Linked DNA regions of Homo sapiens: region 1 is linked to region 2. A link is a contact called in ENCODE Hi-C or POLR2A ChIA-PET data. All regions are on one chromosome and are shown on one strand. Each heading gives the region's core, a stretch centred on a gene start or an enhancer-like site at or near the end of the contact. The rest is flanking DNA. Distances are from core to core; before and after follow the strand shown.

Region 1 (4,546 bases), core at 1,913-4,412, 530 kb after region 2:
AAAAAAAAAAGATAATGACTGCAAATGGAATGAGTCAATAAATCAGTGACTAGGATGAGGTGGGGGAAGGAGGATCCGAGGGGAGACAGGAAAGGTAGAAAAGGAGATTCTTTCCTGATGTGTTCCAAAATTTGCAGGGAATAAATGTGCTGCAGTTACTTTATTTGGACGAGGAAAGGGAATAATCATGTGAAAAAAATAGTCATGTGGTGATTTATTTAAAACATGAATTTTGTATGATAGAATAGATGTGTGTGTATAAAAATCGTCAATAATTTCACACAGACTGCTATAGGAATGATTAAAAATTCACGGTGAAGAGAAACTACTTCGAAGTATTACATTAAATAAGTTTCAATAGGTCTTTATCATATTGATTTTCAGTCAGCATTGTTCAAACATAAAAGGATGTTGAAACATTCTGTATTTCAGGATATTGGTTCCATCAACATTTAATCCCAGGTCCTCTTTAAGCAAATATCTATTGAAAATCTACTCTTCGTTTACTCAAAATATATTTATTAAGGCCTCACTATATGCCAGGCACACTGCTAATTGCTATGAGATATACAAAGATGAATACATTAAGGAATATAGTTTAAGTTGTATGCATTGTACCAGCTAGGAAAAGTAAGGAATTTAGTTTACTGTTTAGGATATGGCAAAAAATAATCACAGGGTTTCCATGTAGATTTAATGCGGAAGAAAACAGAGAGTATTGAAGGCTTTCAAATGTTAGCGTAATGTTATGAATTTAGTTGCTGAATGAAGGTTAATTTGGCAATGGTGAACAGGACAGATTGGAACTGAGCTCTGGAAGGTTACTGGAGTCATCTATAACTAAGATGATGAGGGCCTGGTCTAGGATGATGGAAGAAAGAGTAGAGAAAAGGAACAAATCCCGGACATGCTCCATGAAAGACAAACAAACAAACCTCACAACCAAATAAACTGAGAACAAAAATAGGACCAGAGAATAACTTACTGAGAAGGAAAATTGGGGAATTAGTTAAAGAGCAGTCCAAGTTTTAAGCCTAGACATGTAGGACTTGGTGTCCCTAACAACCAAGACAGACAGATGAGGGAGAGCCACTTTGCAGAGTGAAATTCTAAGTTCTGTTCTAATCATGTCAGTTTAAGGTAATTATCCCACACCAAAGCCAACAAGCACATGTGGCAATCGCAGACCCAGGAACTGAGTCCAGATGAGAGGTAGCATGAAAAGTCTTATACTTTACACCACCAGACAGCCAAGAAGCAGCCATGAAGCAAAACTAAAGTGTATTTTACCTTATAAATAGGAAAATGGTGTCCACAAACCCAGGCTTCTACACATCTTCTTGCCCTCTTTACCTTTGGCTTACAGGAACGGGTACTTTGCTTATTTTGCTTTAAGTTTCTGCCACCTAATCTGTCTATCCACCTCCTTCCTTTTCCTTTGGCCACCACCCTAGCTGGCCTCAGCCAATGCCTGGGTACTCAATGCTTTTACTTCTATACCAGAAAATTAGAACCAAGAGACACTAAGCATAGCATAGACATAGCGTCACCAGTATCCCACCTGCTGTACTATCCTTCCCAGCCTCCCTTGTAGTTAAGTGAGGACCATGGAACCAGTTCTGGTGGGTACACTGTGAGACAGAAGAAGTGTACCCTTCAGCATTGTGCAGAGACTATCTCCTCCAAGCTCATTTCCCTCTTGTGACAACCTTGGAGGCCATGTGCTCTGGACAGTGTCACGACACAATGGAGGCAAGCCCACATGACCCATTCACATTGGACTTTGTGTAAGCAAAGATTAAGCCTCAATTGGGTGAAGCCACTGAAATGTAGGAAGTGGTCTCTTGTGGTCACTAGTATTATTTACAACAACTCACACAGCAGCCTAGACAACCTTGACATTTAAGAATGAATGAGCTGTTTCTACAATAATCAAAAAGCAGGGCAAAGCCTTCATTAGAGAGGAGAATCTGTATTGCCTGTATCTCAAATTTGCTTTCTCAAAATCTATATCTTGTTTGTACCCCCACTCCCAAGCTGTGAAGATTTTATATTTAAATAAATAAGAAGTGTTCATAAGTAATATTATCTACTGGAATGCAATGGGAGGGCAATTGTAATGGGGGGATCTGAAGACCACTGCTACTCATGTAGTTATTCCTTAACTTGCAGTAAGAGTCACCAGATGATTATTACTGCATATTCTGCTTTGCTTAAATGCTATGCAAACAACATGAAACAACATGTAACAACACCGAAGAAACTTTTCCTGTGAACATTAGTTTGAGGAGCTCATGCTGAACTAAAACACATCTGAACACTATACTTTAACAAGTGTGCTTTCCCACTCTATTATGGACATTCAGTCCTTAGATAAAATCTAACTAGTTAATTATGTCATGGGCTTCTTTTGTTTTAAATATGACGTTTGTTGGTGTGAAGTTATTGATGGATTTTTTTTTTCTTTTAAGATGGAGTCTTGCTAAGTCACCAGGCTGGAGTGCAGTGGAGCAATCTCAGCTCACTGCAACCTCTGCCTCCCAGGTTCAAGCGATTCTCCTGCCTCAGCCTCCCAAGTAGCTGGGACTACAGGCGTGGGCCACCACATCCAGCTAATTTTTGTATTTTTAGTAGAAATGGGGTTTCACCATGTTGGCCAGGATGGTCTCGATCTCTTGACCTCATGATCTGCCCACCTTGGCTTCCCAAAGTGCTAAGATTACAGATAGGCATGAGCCACCCCACCCAGGGTGATGGAGACTTCTCTGTACCTACGTGTGTTCTCCATAGAAACAGTTCTTTTTTAAGGGGAGTAAATACTGAGTACACAGGAATCATTTGGAGGTTTGAAGCCAGAATTGTCCACTTGGAGTTAATCATATTTTCCCTCTCAGCCCCCATAAATAGTTGAGGTTACATAAGTGAAGTGCAGAATGATTAGGGTTTACTGAGTAAAAGGCATATTACAAAGCTTTGGCATGAAACACACTCTGTGCTAGCACTCTATACTTTTTTCCACACAAATCTGGGGAAAGGGATGTCTGGTTCCTTGTTTTGTTTGTGCATGAGCTCTTTTCTAGGAATTCTGTGGAATTCCTATTCTATTAGAAGCCCAAGTTCAAAGCTATGACACACAACAAGTTGAATTCTTTACATATTTAAGATCAAGTATAACACCATATCTACACAATTATATTGTTGAGTTGGGATATTTCAATTCTCAGAATGATCTGATAAAATCAGCCTTGTGGTTTAGATGCTTGAGGACCCATTCTTTAAGAAGACAGCTGAAAACAAGTGTCACCAAAGAGATGGTTGATAGAGATTTCAAAGGTAAATATGCAAGAAGCTAGTGATTTTGGAAGCTGGTGAGTTTAGCAAGATACAATAATTATATTGAGGTCGAAGAAAAGCTGCCAGAAACACCATGATCTTCCAGCAGCAAGCAAGTGTTCTGAAACACAAATTGTGCTTAAAGTGAAATGTTTTCTTGTAAAACCTGTCAAGAATTATCAAAGTGGGGCAAGGTTCAAATTTAACACTTAGTGACATTATAGTTTTTACTTAGTTTGGAAAACAAGAATTAGTTAAAACTTCTTTAAGATTTTGACACAAGGGCCAGGCTCAATGACTCACGCCTATAATCCCAGCAGTTTGGGAGGCTGAGGGTGGTGGATCGCTTGAGGTCAGGAGTTTAAGACCAGCCTGGCCAACATGGTGAAACCCCATCTTTACTAAAAATATGAAAATTAGCTGGGCATGATGGTAGGCACCTGTAATTTCAGCTACTTGGAAGGCTGAGGAAGGAGAATCGCTTGAACTCTGGAGGTAGAGATTGCAGTGAGCTGAGATGGCACCACTGCACTCCAGCCTGGGCAACAGACTGAAATTCTGTCTCAAAAAAAAAAAAAAAAAAAAGATTTTGACACAAGGAAGAGTAAAGAGATTTTACTTCCTAGTTTCTGATAGTGAAATATAAATCTTGAAACCACATACCCCCTTGCCTCTAGAAGTTTACTCTTCTGTAGAGCAGCAATCTGACCCACTTTCCCTCATTATCTTTCCAGCCGTCTGGAGCAGCTCTCCAGAGCCACATGTGTCCTAAGAGTTCCCATTGGCTCCTTAGCTAATATTTATAGGAACAGAAGGGATTTGAACTAAGGCCCATCATTCAGCTCATGATAAAGTCACAGATAATGGTGGGTTGGTGGAGGGAGGAATGGAAAGAAAGAAACTAATGCTGTTGAGAGTCAGTATGTGGCCAAGCAAAACATTAAGTGCTACATAAATCTTGAGCTCCTTCCTCCTCCAAACAGTCCCTTAAGAAACTATTATTATGGCTGTCTGCCTTTTATTGACGATGATCTGAGACTTTGGGGATTAACTTCCTCTCTAAGTAGAGGTGATAGGATGTGACCAGATGCACCAGGCTCTGGAGCCACCTCTGTCCCCACCCTCTTGCTTCCTTGGGCTCACATGTCCAACCATGAGCTCTGAGCACTTGCATGCCAGCACGCCACACCATCCCTCCAACCACCTACACACA
Region 2 (4,361 bases), core at 174-2,673:
TCTCTCTGCAATACCCATGACCCTTTATCTTCACAATTCAATAACCCTCACAATACCCTCCGAGAGAGCACATTGCACATCACAGGTAATCCAAATTACTTGTTGAATGTAGGAACAAATACAACAGTGAAAAAAATTATACGCATTCTAGAAATATCCGTTTCTTTTAGTGCTGTTACCATATGCGATATGACTGCTATGTAGACATTCTATTTTATATTTTTTCCAGGTACATTCAAAGACTCTAATAGAGAAAATATTCTCCTCTCTAATATTTTATAGGATTTTATTTATTTTACTCTTCATGGTCAAGATCCTCATAAGAATAGTCTACAAATGCAAATGGCAAGTAGGTTCCGTTTTGTGTGCCAGTTTATACTCCAATAGGGTGGGCTGTGAGTCCTTTGCCATTTAACTCAACTGGAAAGCCTTCCGTGGTGCGCAGTGGTGTCTGCCATGGATGAGTGAGCCACAAGCAGCCATTCACAACCCTGTGTTCACCGATCCTCCCATGCAGTTGCCTTCACTTTTTAAAAAAATTATTGTATTTATCTTTCTTTTAACTACTCATCACTATTAATGTACTCATACCTCTCTCAGTGGGCTTTTGCTAGCTTTCTGCTGTGTGCCAGAGTTTCCTTCATGCTGGGTTAGGGAAATCAAGGAAGAAAAAGTCCCATGAGTAAGGGCAAGAGGTGAAATGGCTCAAAGATCTTTCATTGCCTGTTGTGACTTTGCCAGTTCCATGCCTGGAAATACCTGCTCCTCCAGCCTCAGAAGCCTTCCTGCTGCCTGCAGGTGGCACTGACCACCTGCCTGATGCCACTCACATGCTTTCCAAGCCTCAGATCTGGTGCCACAGGATTGCCTTTGTTTACTCCCTGGCCTTTCTCCAACCCCAGGCAGCCATCAGCTCTAGAATGGCATCTGTCTCCTGGTCTCGCTGTGCTGGAGACTGGGCACTTAGGCATTTTTGAATAGATGGATGGCCTGATGGATAAATGAGTGAGTACATAAATATTATAAATTTTGGCCCAATGAAGGACAATGCATCGTTATACAGTTCTAACTGTATCTACCAGTTCACTTGAAAATAATGGATCTGAAGAATGGTGAGGTAAGGGAAATGAGTGATTCCTATTTATTAGGGATTTATTAATCATCTCATTTCACCAACCGACATTCAGAGATCATCACAGGAAAGTGGGAAGCTGGGAAACCTGTTTCTGTCAACTTTTTATTCCATATAAGGATGGCCCATTACATACACATATCCACAGAACATGGGCTTCCTCTAAGAGGAGGAGGGCAATGGGTGCCTTTGGGGCAGGACTTGACTTCAAGTAGCAGCTGAACCTCAGTGATGGTCCCTGGACTTCTGCACGGGAGAAGGAGTTTTAACATATTACGAGAGAGCAATGGGCCCAGGGAGTGAGTCATTTCCTCCTTCTGGCTCTCTGTGGGGTTGGCCTGAGAGGCTCTGATTTGGAATGAATTTGGAGTGACCCCTGATGTGTTCTCGCCCCCCACCAAGTAGCCTTAAAAATATCTTTGTGCCTAACCGGATGTGAGTTAAACTAAAAAATGACTCTGCTAGCCAATAACGTAGGTCGTCAAACTCAGGGGCCGGTGTGCAGCTGGTGAATGATGTTTGTGTTGCCTCACTTACCAAAAGTGCCTCTTGGGGAGGGGAGAAATGTCAAGGAGGACATCTCAGGAAGAGGGACAAGTGTAGCCCTGGGCCAAAGTTTCTTAGAACAGCTACTGAATGAGGTTGCATCACTCCAATTACTGCAATAGTGGGTCCCATGGGAAATTGGAAACCTTACAGGGGAGCCAAACACACACACTCACATGCATGAACGCCCCACGATGGGTGCATTTTGTATTGGGATTCCTTCTGTGTCAGCACCTGACAAGTGCTGAACTTGAAGATTAGCAGGGTCACCATGGCTGCAAAGGTGTGTGTGTGTTTGCAAGTGAGGGTAGATGAAAAAACCACCTGCCCTCAAACACATTTCCATAGTGACAACAGGCTTCGGCGACAATGCACAGGCTTCATAATCAGCTGAGCATATCTCTGGGATAGGCACTGGGAGTATACTGGGGAGAAAAAGCCAGAAGAAGAGAGAGAGCCAGCTCCATTTTGCTAAAAGACAGATTAAATTTCAACCCCTGGAGGAAAAGAAAATGTGAAATTGAAAAATGAAAAAATGCTAAATACAGGGCTTATTTTCCATGCTTGTTGTTATTGTTTAAAATGTGTACCTGTCTTTTGAACAGTTGCAGAATGACAAATGCACATGCTTTGACCCCAGTCCTCCTGGATGCTGCCTGGCACAGCTGGGCATCTCTCTGACCTTTCTTTCTGGACAGCGTGGTGAAGGGGAGAGGGAAGCTTCACCCTCCACAATCTGTCTGATCCAGCACAGCTGCATTTTCTCATTCTTGAGAACTGGACAAGTTTCCTGAGCCCTGGGTTGATATACTGTACCATCTTTGGTGCAGCTGTAATTTTAACAAGGGGAACCGACTTGAACCTCTCTAATCCTTACTCCAGACACCTCGCACTCCTGAGACTAGTGTGTATGCGTGCATGTGTTTTTAAGGGTTTTTCAGCTGTGCTTCTGAGAAAGTGGCTCAGTCCAAAGTTTAAGAAAGAAAAGAAAGAAGTGGGGAGGGGTTTAGTGGCACGTCTGTCTTATTCTGACCACAAGATATTTCAGTAGCTTTTGTATTTACAATAGCAAAAATAATGTTATTATTCTGAGCTCACCTACTGAAGTCTTTCCATTTCTATTGTCTCTTCTGGGGTAAAATGATGGACACTATGTCTCCTTCTCTGCTTTGAGCCGTAGAAGAATAATCCAGAATTAAAAGTATGAGAGGCATTGCGGGAAAGGCTTGGAAATCAATTGCAACTAGTCTCAGAATTGCACAACCAACTTCAGATTTTTCTTTTTTCTCAAGACTTATATTTTGGGAGGGAGCTGTTTTATGAATGGATATAGGCCTGACACACGAAGCGCGTGGGATTTGTCTGAGGGCCTCATCTGGTTTCACTGTGACATCTGGCTCTGATGAATCTGGCATATTGTGACTCACAGATACACAAATAGTAATCCTTGATAGTGACCACTTGTGACTGCCGACAAACAATGTCAAATGTCAGTGAACTGCTGCGGCCGCTGGGCTGAGCTGCTCTGGCCCCTGCTGCCCTGATGTAGAAGGCTCTGAGCTGCCGTCAGGGAAGAGTCACGGAGCTCAGAACCTCCTCATCCCACTAGGACCCCAAGCAGCTTGGCCCTGAGGAATTTATAGTCATGGGTGCTCCCTGAGTGCTCCTCTTAGGAAAGCCCGGTTGAGAGCATATGGCTGCGATGGCTGATGGTCTGGGTTTGAACCCTGGCTCAGCCACACCCTCGGCTGAGAATGTGGCAAGTTGTTTAACTTCTCTGTTTCCTCATCGGCTAAAAAAAAAAAAGGTGAAACAGTAATTAAAATAGCTGGTGTTTATTGAAACTTCCTATGGGTCAGGCATTGTTCTAAGCAAGGTACTAGAATTATTTCAACTAAGATTTAAAAAATATGATGTGCTTGGTATTTTTGTTAATGAAGAAACTAACACATAGCCACACTGATAGTAGGTGTTGGAGCCAGAATTCCTTGAGCTTTTCTGAGACTCTAGGGCAATAGTTTCGAACCAGGGGCAGTTTTGCACTCCAGGGGACATTTGGTAATGTCTGGAGACGTTTTTAGTTACCACTACTAGGGGCAGGAGAAGAGTAATACTGGTATTTATGGGGCTGAGGGCAGGGATGTTGCTTAACACCCTACAGTGTACAGGACAGCCCCTACAGCCAATAATTATCCAGCCCCAAATGCCAACATAACAGGTGTTAACTCATTTAATTCTCAAAATAGCCAGAGAAGAGAAGTGCTATTTTTTTTCCTATTTTAGATATTGGGAAGCTGAGGCACAGAGATGCTAAGCAACTTGCTGCCAGCAGAAAGATAGTTGGTGGCATAGCTAGGAAGCAAACCCAGGCAGTGCAGTGCCAGAGGCCACACCCTCCACCACTGGGACGAGCTGCCTCTACCTAGAAGGGGCCGGAGGTCATTCAGGCAAGGTGGGCAAAGATTTCCAAGTGCAGCAAGTCAAGATCAAGAGACAGCATTATTAACAGAAACACACACTTAAGTCACCTATATTGTTTATAAGCTTTTTTATATTCCTCACTGAGGGCAGAAATTAATAAGTGAGTGGGCACACATAATCATGGATGAGGGAACTCTCCTATATGTGGTTTCAGACGTGAGGGGAACCAGCCAGAGGCCATCACCCTGATCAGGGTATGGAG

What was found. A loop is a pair of places that touch in the nucleus more often than their neighbours do. ChIA-PET counts read pairs that join two places held with the same protein, here RNA polymerase II (POLR2A). Pooled maps may share reads with other maps.
Region 1: a map of PC-9 shows a loop between it and region 2 (6-fold over the local background). The contact joins two enhancer-like sites. A Hi-C loop is called at or near these places in 1 of 168 maps with a recorded cell type or tissue (PC-9) and 2 of 50 pooled maps. POLR2A ChIA-PET finds 5 or more read pairs at or near these places in 2 of 52 experiments (IMR-90 and PC-9).

Annotation. Positions count from the first base shown.
Region 1 is chr7:41,577,129-41,581,674 of GRCh38, forward strand. No RefSeq gene overlaps it. Among named protein-coding and RNA genes, the nearest start is that of INHBA-AS1, 110 kb to the right of the region's middle. Within about 2 kb of position 3,163, at least 3 of the 41 ENCODE cell types and tissues checked have a DNase peak (open chromatin) inside an H3K27ac peak, as active enhancers do.
Region 2 is chr7:41,044,916-41,049,276 of GRCh38, forward strand. No RefSeq gene overlaps it. Among named protein-coding and RNA genes, the nearest start is that of LINC01449, 55 kb to the right of the region's middle. Within about 2 kb of position 1,424, at least 4 of the 41 ENCODE cell types and tissues checked have a DNase peak (open chromatin) inside an H3K27ac peak, as active enhancers do.